Linked DNA regions of Mus musculus: region 2 is linked to region 1. Evidence: chromatin loops called from intact Hi-C (ENCODE). Cell type or tissue: heart. All regions are shown on one strand.

The links. Hi-C counts contacts between places; a loop is a spot of excess contacts. Peaks named below come from ENCODE experiments on the same cell type or tissue, not always from the same donor. Only the 100,000 strongest peaks of a DNase experiment are listed, where the experiment ranks them.
Region 2: a loop joins it to region 1, with 1.8 times the contacts of the local background. A loop is called at or near these places in 2 of 42 quality-filtered maps.

The regions. Positions count from the first base shown.
Region 1 is chr7:143,294,642-143,299,641 of GRCm38, forward strand. The region is part of intron 11 of Kcnq1 (potassium voltage-gated channel, subfamily Q, member 1); the gene reads left to right. It overlaps Kcnq1ot1 (KCNQ1 overlapping transcript 1), which reads right to left and starts at 1,906. Exons shown (of 1, transcript NR_001461.5): 1 at 1-1,906. In heart, a CTCF peak has its summit at 1,893; DNase peaks (open chromatin) are centred at 937 and 2,050; H3K4me3 peaks cover 2,279 bases; H3K27ac peaks cover 2,538 bases.
Region 2 is chr7:143,235,109-143,240,108 of GRCm38, forward strand. All of the region lies in intron 10 of Kcnq1 (potassium voltage-gated channel, subfamily Q, member 1), which reads left to right. Kcnq1ot1 (KCNQ1 overlapping transcript 1) reads right to left here. Exons shown (of 1, transcript NR_001461.5): 1 at 1-5,000. Among named protein-coding and RNA genes, the nearest start is that of Kcnq1ot1, 59 kb to the right of the region's middle. In heart, no CTCF peak of the experiment used is centred here; no DNase peak of the experiment used is centred here.

The sequences.
Region 1 (5,000 bases):
ACTGTACTGCCCAGTCAGGTCCTGAATATAACTAGAAACCCTCAGTCTGGTCCCCAACAGAGACCTGAGCCTCTGGGATCTCAATTTAAAACCACAGAAAAGAATCAAATCCCAACTGAAAATCTGGAGGTAACTCCCAGTTCTGCTATTCCCCCAATTCAGACCTGATTCTGACTCTGCAGGTCTCAACGTGTGGGTCGTGACCCCTTTAGGCTTGAACAACCCTTTCATAGGGATCGCCTAAGACCATCGGAAAACACAGGTATTTACATAATGACTCATAACAGTAGCAACATTGCAGTTATGAGGTAGCAATGAAATTAATTTTATGGTTGGAGGTCACCACAACATGAGTAACTGTATTAAAGGGTCAAAGCACAAGGAAGGTTAAGAACCCACTGCAACCACTGCGGCCTCCACCCCAAGTTCCCAATCCCCCACACCTGAATTCCGAGTCGGCTCCAGACCCGAATCTCTACCCGATTCCAATCGTGACTCCACTCTAGACTCGGAACCACTGTAGACCCACACATACACACACCCAACTCGGATCCAAGAGCTAGATCACAACTCGGTTCAAAACTCCGAATAAGCAGCCTTCCCCAGCCTCAGTTCCACGATACCCTTCCCCCACCATGCGCGAACATTCCGAACGGAGCCCCTCACTCTCAGCATTAAAACAGCTACCACATAACAACACGTACTCCACTCACTACCTTGGTGCTGGCCACACCGGGCTACAAAGCTCAGGGGTCTCCAGACCCGATTCGGTTTCAGCTCCAGTGCGTTCTGACTCGGCCCGGGGTTTAGAATCCGAAGGCCTGAGCCGGTGTCCTAGGCCACTCACCTTGGGACTCGACCGACCTCGGGGCTCAAAGGGCCTCAAGACCACCCCTGCTTCTGTAAGCCTGGGCCACAAAGATGGGGACGTGGACGCAAAATACGAGAACTGAGCCACGGCCGTGAAACGAGGACCGGCCGTGAAACGAGGACCGAGCCGTAACTGCAAAACGAATACGGAGCCACTGCGGCAAAACGAAGATGGAGCCCAGCCGCGAAAGCGCGGCACGAATCACCTCTGCTTCTGGCCGTGAGTGCTTGCCGCGAGGAGGGGGAGGCTATGATGAGCGCGGCCACGCGGACTTGCGACTTGTGCCGTGCTGACTCAGAGAAGAAACCCGCGCTGAGAAAAAAACCATACCTAGGAGAACCATGCCGAGAAAAAGAAGCGCTGGGAACCAAGCTGAACAGAAAAGCTCTCCAAGTAGAATCACACAGAGGGAAAAGAAGCGTGTTGAAGAAAAACTGAGAGAACCCAGCAGGCTAAAAAAAAATGCTGAGAAGCCAAGTGGATCGCGCCAAGGCAGCCGACCGCGCTGGAGTGATCCGTGCTGAAACGATCCACACGGAAGTGACCCAATTGCTGAGGCAGATCGGACCATATCGCCGACCACCATGACGAAACAAGATAAGACCTCACCATGGAGGTCTAGGCTCAGGACAAACACTGAGGAGGATCGCGTTGAGCAAAGCACACTGAGGATGGCTAGTCGGGACTGAGGTGTAGTGCTCAAGTGATCCGAGCAGAGGCAGCTCCAAAAGAACTGTGGACAAATATGCTGAGGCTGGTGGCTGGCTGATATGACCTCACCGTGAAAAACCATGCAGAGGACGATCACACGGATGAAAACCACGCTGCTGAGACGAGCCACGCTGGGAAGGACCATGCAGAGAAAAGCACACTAAGGTGTACTAGACCGTAACCACGCCGAGGAGAAGCCCACCGAAGTAATCCAAAATGAGGCCGACCACACCGGGCCTGACTGGACCAAAATGCACCATCATAGACCACGCGGAGGGGCGCCGCAAGGAAAGCTGCGCAGACGTGCTGAGGCAACTGTTCCTCCTAGCGACAACGGCTAGGCCACCTACCAAGACCTTGGTGACGTGGCAGCCACGACACTGTTGATTGGACAGATGCTGAATAATGACTAGGGAGCTCTTCCTCATGATAGGCTGGATACAGATAGCTCTGTGCTGACTATTTTTATTGGCCAAGAGGAAACAGCCTGATGTCTCCAGCATTTGGATTGGGTGAGCTTGTACAGGATTGTACGACCTAGCCTGCTGGGTCCACCACCCCTTAAGGCCTACCTTCCTCATCCCTTCCTAGCTGAACCTGGGGTTCTTAACTCTGAATAAGTGTGAGACCAACCTCAATGCAGTACAGGGCAGATACCTGAGGCAGCCAATGTACCTAAACGGTTTCATGGCCAAAGATGAGTATGCCCCTGGCTCTGGCCTGACCTTGGGATGCAAAAAAGCAATCCACCCTCTCAGCTGTCCCATGGAATCCTACTGTGCAGGCCAGGGTGTGGTCATCTAAAGCACACAAGGAGGCCACCCTGCTTGTTTTTTTTTTTTTAATCACCAAGTAAGGAAAGTCTTGGGGCTATCTTACTTATGAAAAGGAGGGGGCCCTGGGTCTGCCCATGTTATAAAACTAGGTAATGATAGTCCTGAGGTTAGACCCCAGCCACTCGACCCATCCTCCAGATTCTCTTGGTTCCTGGCCCTGTCACTGGAGTGTTCAGGATCGTTTCCACTCTGTCCACTTACTTATCCATGCATTTATTTGACTAACACTGTCTACGCACCACCCTGTATCTAGCATTGACCTAAAGCCTGGAGAAACTTGACAAAATGCCAGATTTGGGGGACAATCCACTTGCCCAGGATTCATAAGCAAGCCTGGGGCGAGGGGGGGGAATGCAGATTTCTGTGCAAACTATAGTTTTAGCATGTGGAACTCTGGGTATATTCTCCAAACCACCCCTACCCAGAATTGACTTCAAACAGGATTTAGGGGAAGGGGAGGGAGAGCCAGTCCTGTGAACAGGCCAGGGTGTGGTCATCTAAAGCACGCAAGGAAGCCATACATCTTAACTGCTTTTGCTGAAAATATATGTCTACAAAAACAGCCAGGAAGCTCTCTTGCCAAAGATGACTGAGTATATGTGGGGGAAGGAGGGGAAGGCACGGTTTTTAGGTTTGGGTTTTTTTTCTTTTTCTTTTTCTTTTCTGTTCTTTTTCTCTTTTTTTCTCCTGTTGTTATTTAGCTGGAGAAAAGAGAAACTGGTGTCATCCTCTAGCAACAGACAGTTCCTTTTTACCCTCAGAAGCTACTCCTAGCTTGGTACCCCACCTCCTACCAGGCCACACATCTGCTTTGCCAATTCCTTTTGGGCCCGTCTGGAACATGCTGCATTTGATTCAAAGGGCCAGTCCTACCCTCCTACCTGATGGGTGGTTTTCTTTTCTGCCTATCCCAGAGCAGATGTGCAGTTAATGGGGTCCCTCAAGAACCTGTCACCATCTTTAAATTCATCATATTAGCTTTGAGCTTGCATCTTGGAAGTGAAGCCTGGGATCTTTTGCCACAAATGGCCCCTTCCACTTCCCCAGCATAAGTGACTAGGCACCTGCTTCCTGCCATTGCCAGCCTTCCAATTGACCTCTAAGAGGGGCATCAGGGCCACATGGTAAACGTGGTTATCTGCTCCCCTTGGCTGAGATCAGGGAACCCTCTCTGTCTTGTTTCCCATCTGTCTACTAGAGATGCTGCTGCTGAACCCCATGAAGCTGCTAAGCCAGGCACCAAGAGAATGTGAAGGGGCCATGGGGCTCTGATTTGAAACCCTGCTCTTCCTTACTCTAAGCACTGTCCCAGCTTAGCTCTGAGGCCTAAGCCTTTGTTTGCCTCCTCTGGCCTAGAAGGCCAGGCATTTTCCTTGGATCCTGTTCCTGCAGGCCTGTTTCTTGCAGGGAAGGTAAGGGGAGTGGAACCCCCAGTTCTTTAGAGACTATCCACATGTTTTACCAAAACACAACTCCCAGTAAGAAATGTAGGCACCTTTTCAAAATGTTATGGATGTTCTTTTTGTTTGGTTGATTGATTGGTTTTGTTTTTTCTAGGCAGGGTTTCTCTATGTAGCCTTGGCTGTCCTGGAACTTGCTCTGTAGACCAGGCTGGACTCTAACTCTTGGAGATCCTCCTGCCTCTGTCTTCTAACTACTGAAATTAAAAGTGTGTGTTACCAACCGCCTGTTATGGATGTTCTTAATCCAAACCAAATGGGTAGATCTCTGCTGCCTAGGGAAGCTGTGTCTTACAAAGTGCCTTGCTGACCCTCCAGGCCTCACCTGTGGGTTTCCCAAAGGTCTGTTTTATTCAAATATGTGAGTAAGCTCGGAAGCTAACTGAAGCAAGGTCACTTAGAGGAGTGACACCTTCCTGGGAGCTTGATAGGGATTCTATCTTGATAATGGGTTGTTTGTTTATTTGTTTTGGGTTTGTTGTTGTACTTGTTCTGTTCTGTTTTGTTTTCTAAGACAGTGTTTCTTCGAGTAGCCTTGGCTTTCCTGGAACTAGCTCGGTAGACCACGCTGGACTCACACTCACAGAAATCTGCCTGCCTCTTCCTCCTGAGTGCTGGAATTAAAGGTTGTATATCACAACCTCCCCACCAGGCTGAGAATAGTTTTGTTTTGGTTTGTTGTTTTAATTATGAAAATTTAGTTTATTTAATGGTATACTTAAAGTCTGAGTTCTAATTGTGTCTTTAGTCATGACATACCCAACAAGTAGATTCAAGAGTGTCTGTTGTCAGTTTGTAGATTCTGGGCCCTCAGTTCTGTCCCTAATCAATTTCCTTTTGATGACATCTGGTATATACCTCACTGTGCTTTCAAGAGGTCTCCATAGGTCAATCTTTGAAGTCGGTTAGGCCAAAAAACCTGTCCTTTTCCTTTGGGTCATAGGCTCAATTGACACCACCCTCTTCCGGATCATGGGGTGCTGTCAAACAACTAGCTCTGCCTGTCAAGCTCAGTATAGCTGCTATATGCCACCCCCAAACCCTGCCTCTCTACTCTTTTCAGGGAGACCAGAGAGGATAGAGCTTGATCTGAATGTATTTGATGTCTCATTGAGAAACAAG
Region 2 (5,000 bases), 60 kb before region 1:
TTTCAGTCTATATGCTCTTAAATCTAAAATGAGGTTTGTGACTGTCTTTTGTTTGGCTGGTTGTTTTGTTTTACCTCTATACTTAACCAGTGAATTTCATACTTTGATATATGCTAAGAAATGCACTGATAGAATTAATCTTTCAATCTTTAATGTGTGTTGTCTACATTGTTGTATTGAACCTATCATATACCTGAATGTCCATTTTGTTCATATATCTGAATTTTCAATGATTATTTACTGGCATGGACTAGCTGGCAAACCTTCAGTAACAGAACCTTGAGAGAGAGGATCAGGTTTTCAAAAAATAGGGGATAGATTAAAGTTTGGAATAAAGAGATTACTTTTCTCCTTCATTAGGGCCTCTGAGAATGCTTTGGATTGGCCTGGTTCTCAATAGTTTATGTACTCAAATGAATTTTCTTTCTCTGTCTCTTCTATTTAAACTCTACAATTGGGAAATTTAATGATCATGATTTCATTCCACGAACCCTCAAGGAGATCTTTTCACTTTTCTATTTTCTTGATTTCAGATGCCCTCTTTATCAAAGATCAAGTGTCCATAGGTGTGTGGGTTTATTTCTGGGTCTTCGATTCTATTCCACTGGGCAACTTCTGTCTCTGTACCAATACCACGTGATCTTCATCACAATTGCTTGATTGTACAGCTTGAGGCCAGGAATTATTATTTTCCCCGGAAGATCTTTTACTGTTAAGAACTGTTTTTGTTATCCTGGGTCTTTGTTTTTCCATATGATGTTGAGTAACTCTGTTGAGAGTTACTCTTTCCATGTCTGTGAAGAACTGTATTAGAACTTTGATGGGCATTGCATTGAACAGTAGCTTACTTTTGGTAAGATGTTTATGTTAATCCACAGGTCCATGTGCATGGGAGGAGATCTTTTCATCTTTGTTCTTTAGGGACTTGAAGTTCTTTTTAAAATTATTTTTAATTAATTTTTACACTCCATATTCTATTTGTCACCCCCCCCCCATCCATCCCCAATTTCCTGAGGCTTCCACTCTCTTAAGGTTTAAGTTCATCATCTCTGAATGAACACAGATCCGGAATTCTCCTGTATGTGTGTTGGGGACCTCATATCAGTTGGTATGTCCTGTTTGGTGGTCCAATGTTTGGGTTATCTCAGGGGTCCAGATTGAGACTGCTGGTCCTCCTACAGGATCACCCTTCTCCTCAGCTTCTGTCAGCCTTCCCTAATTCAACAACAGGGGTCAACTGCTTCTTTCCATTGGTTGGGTGCAACTATCTGCATCTGCTTCTTTCAGCTGTTTTTTTGGGTCTTTCAGAGAGCATTCATAATAGATCCCTTGTTGTGAGCACTCTATAGCCTTAGTAGTAGTGTCAGGCCTTGGGATCTCCCCGTGAGCTGGATCCCTCTTTGGGCCTGTCAATGGACCTTCTTTTCCTCAGGCTCCTCTCCATTTCCATCCTTGTAATTCTTTCAGACAGGAACGATTTTGGGTCAGATGTGTGACTGTGGGATGGAAATCCCATCCCTCACTTGATGTCCTGTCTTCCTGCTGGAGTTTATAAGTTCCCTCTATCTACTGTCAGGCATTTCATCTAAGGTCCCTCACTTTGAGTCCTGGAAGTCTTTCACCTCCCAGGTCAATGGTACGTTCTGGGGGGGGGTCCCCCAACCTCCTATTTCCTGAGGATGCCTGTTTACATTCTTTCTGCTGGCCCTTGGGGCTTCAGTCCTTTTCCCTCACCCAATACAAGATCAGGTTCCTCTCTCCCACTCCCCGTTCCCCTTCTTGTCATTCAGATCTTTCACTTGGTTAAAGTTACACCAAGATATATTATGTGTGGCTATTGTGAAGGGTTTTGTTTCCCTAATTTCTTTCTCAGCCCATCTATCATTTATATAAAGGAAGGTTACTGATTTGTTTCCGTTAATTTCATATCCAGCCACTTTGCTGAAGTTGTTTATCCGCTGTAGGAGTTCTCTGCAAATAGTAATAACTTGACTTCTTCCTTTCCAATTTATATCCCCTTGATTCTTTTGTTGTCTAACTACTCTAGCTAGAACTTTTGAGTACTATATTAAAGACAGGGAGAGAGTGGGAAGACTTGTTCCTGATTTTAGTGGGATTGTTTCAAGTTTCTCTCCATTTAATTTGATGTTGGTTGTCAGTTTGCTATTTATTGCTCTTATTATGTTTAGATATGTGCCATGAATTCCTGCTCTCTCCAAGAATTTTAATATCAAAGGCCTTTTCAGCATCTAATGAGATAATCATGTTTTTTTTCTGTTTGTGTATATGGTGGATGATGTTTATGGATTTTCATATATTGAACCATTCCTGAAGCCCTGGGATGAAGCCTACTTGATCCTGGTAAATGATGGCTTTGATATGTTTATGGATTGAATTTGCAAGAATTTTATTGTGTATTTTTGTGTCAATATTCAAAAGCAAAACTGGTCTGAAGTTTTGTTGAGTCTTTGTGTGATTTAGGTGTCAGAGTAACTGTGCCTTCGCAGAATGAATTAGGTAGTGTTCCTTCTGTTTCTATTGTGTGGGATAGTTTGAGTATTAGTATTAGCTCATTTTTTAATGTTGGTAGAATTCTGCACTAAAACCATCTGGCGCTGGGCTGTTTTTTTTGTAGTTTGTTTGGTTGGTTTTTGTTTGTTTGTTCTTGTTTTAGTTTGCCTGATCTTGATTTAACTTTAGTACATGGTATCTGTCTGGAAAGCCAACCATTTCATCTAGATTTTCCAGTTTTGTTAAGTCTCTTGTAGTAAGATCTAATGTTTTTTTCAATTTCCTCAATGTCTCGCTTTACATTTTTGATTTTGTTAAACTGAATACTGGCTCTGTTCCCTTTAGATAGTTTGGCTAAGGGTTTATCTACCTTGTTGGTGTTTTTCAAAGAACCAGCTCTTGGTTTTGTTGAGTTTTTGTATTTTGTTTGTTTCTAATAGGTTGATTTCAATCTTGAGTTTGGCTATTTATTGCCATTTACTCCCTTTGGATGTGTTTACTTCTTTTCATTTTAGAGCTTTCAAGTGTGCTATAAGTTGCTAGTATAGGATCAGTTTCTTTATGAAGGCGCTTAGTGCTATTGTCCTCAACACTGCTTTCATTGTGTCCCATTAAGTCTGGGTATGCTATGCTTTCATTTTCATTGAATTCTAGAAAGTTTTAAATTTTTTCCTGGACCAAGTTATCATTGACTAGAGCATCCAGTTTCCATGAGTATGTGGGATTTTCATTGTTTTTGTTGTTATTTCAGTCCAGCCTTAGTCTGTGGTGATCTGATAGAATGCATGGAATCACTTCAGTGTTCTTGGATTCTTTAAGGCTTTTTGTGTGTGATTATTTGGCCAATTTTGGAGAAGGTTCATGAGGTGCTGAGAGGATATATTCTTTTGTTTTGAGATAAAATGTTCTATAGATCTGTTAAATCCATTTGGTCCAAGTGTTCTTTTCAAGGTCAAGGTTTCCAGTTTTAATTGAAAAATCTTGTTTTGAGCCAGTCTTACAATTTTCCTTTCACTGTACTCTTCACCTCCAGAATTTGGCTTTGCTTTCTATAGCTTTATTGAAACTCATTTGTTCATGTATTGTTTTTCAGATTGTACTCTCCCAGTTCTCTTTTAGTTGGCTATTCTTAACTCATTTTAAATTGTCACTAAGTTAATGTGCCTGGTTTTTTGGAGTCGGTTACTGGAACATGACTTGTATTTCTTTGATAATGGCCTTGTTCTTTTATATACAAAGATATATATGTAGGTGCATGTTTGTGCATATTCATGTGTTCTAAGTCAGAGGACAGCCTCCACTTTCTTAACTAGAAATGCTATCCACCTCCATTGAGATAGTCTCGACTTGACCAAATAGGCCAGACTGCCAAATTACTAAACTCTTTGGATTCTCTTCCTTCCATTCCATCACTGTGACTGCAAACATCCAATATACATGACATTTTCACATGAGTTCCAGGGCTCACCCTCAGATCCTCATGCTTTAAAAGCATTTTGCCAAATGCTTTACCAAATGGATATCTTCCCGGCTCTCTTTGGGTTTTTAGTATTTCTCATTATATTGGGACAGTGTTCCTTAATTTTGGTATACATCCATTGTATTTACAATCTGGTATGAATGAGCTAAGACCTATTTAAGTGCAAGAATCAAGAATTGGTTGGATGCAGTGGTTCCTATTGTAGTAAGGGCAAAACAATATAGTTTTTCAGATTTATCATCTATGAAATCAAGAATAATTACGAGGTAGCCTGGCCATCAAAGCTGTGGATAACATACTGCTGCCTCAAATGAAATTATGTCAATGGTACTCTTAAATATCAATTTTGATGTATAGAAATGAAACTTGTGTACTGATATTCTTTTGCACTACTGAATTTACCATATACAATCTTATGAGGAATCTTGTTTATTACTTCCTTTCCAATTTACATGTGTTACATGTGTCCAGCTAATCCATTTGATCCAGTTAAACCATTCACCATTATGTTGAATAGAGGTGGCAACAGTTTAACATGTTTTTTTTTTCTTAATATCAAACTACAAATGCAAAATGACTTAGTTCTTTAGTGCAAGGTTTGGAATTTTTTTAGGTCTGTATTATGTGAAGATATTTTCTATTTTCTACTTTTACATTGATGTCTGCGATCCATTCTCAACTTATTTTTTATTTATTGGGTATAAAGTCTGTATCTAGATTCTTACATTTTCCATGTGGCTATCATTATTTTATCACCATTTGTTGAAAAAAAAAAGAACATTTTTCTCCATTCTTATTTTTGTTCCTTTACTACAGATTAGTTGAGTGAACTTAGATTGTATTTTAACATGCTATTTTCTTTTCCTTTCATCTTTACTTACCTATTCTTTTACAAGTAATATAGTTTCTGGATCCCCAAAGCTTTACAGCAATGCATTAAAATAGGTTAATTTTAAATTATCCTTTAATATTATGTTTCATATTCTATCCTTTTCCTCCACAGTAGCCT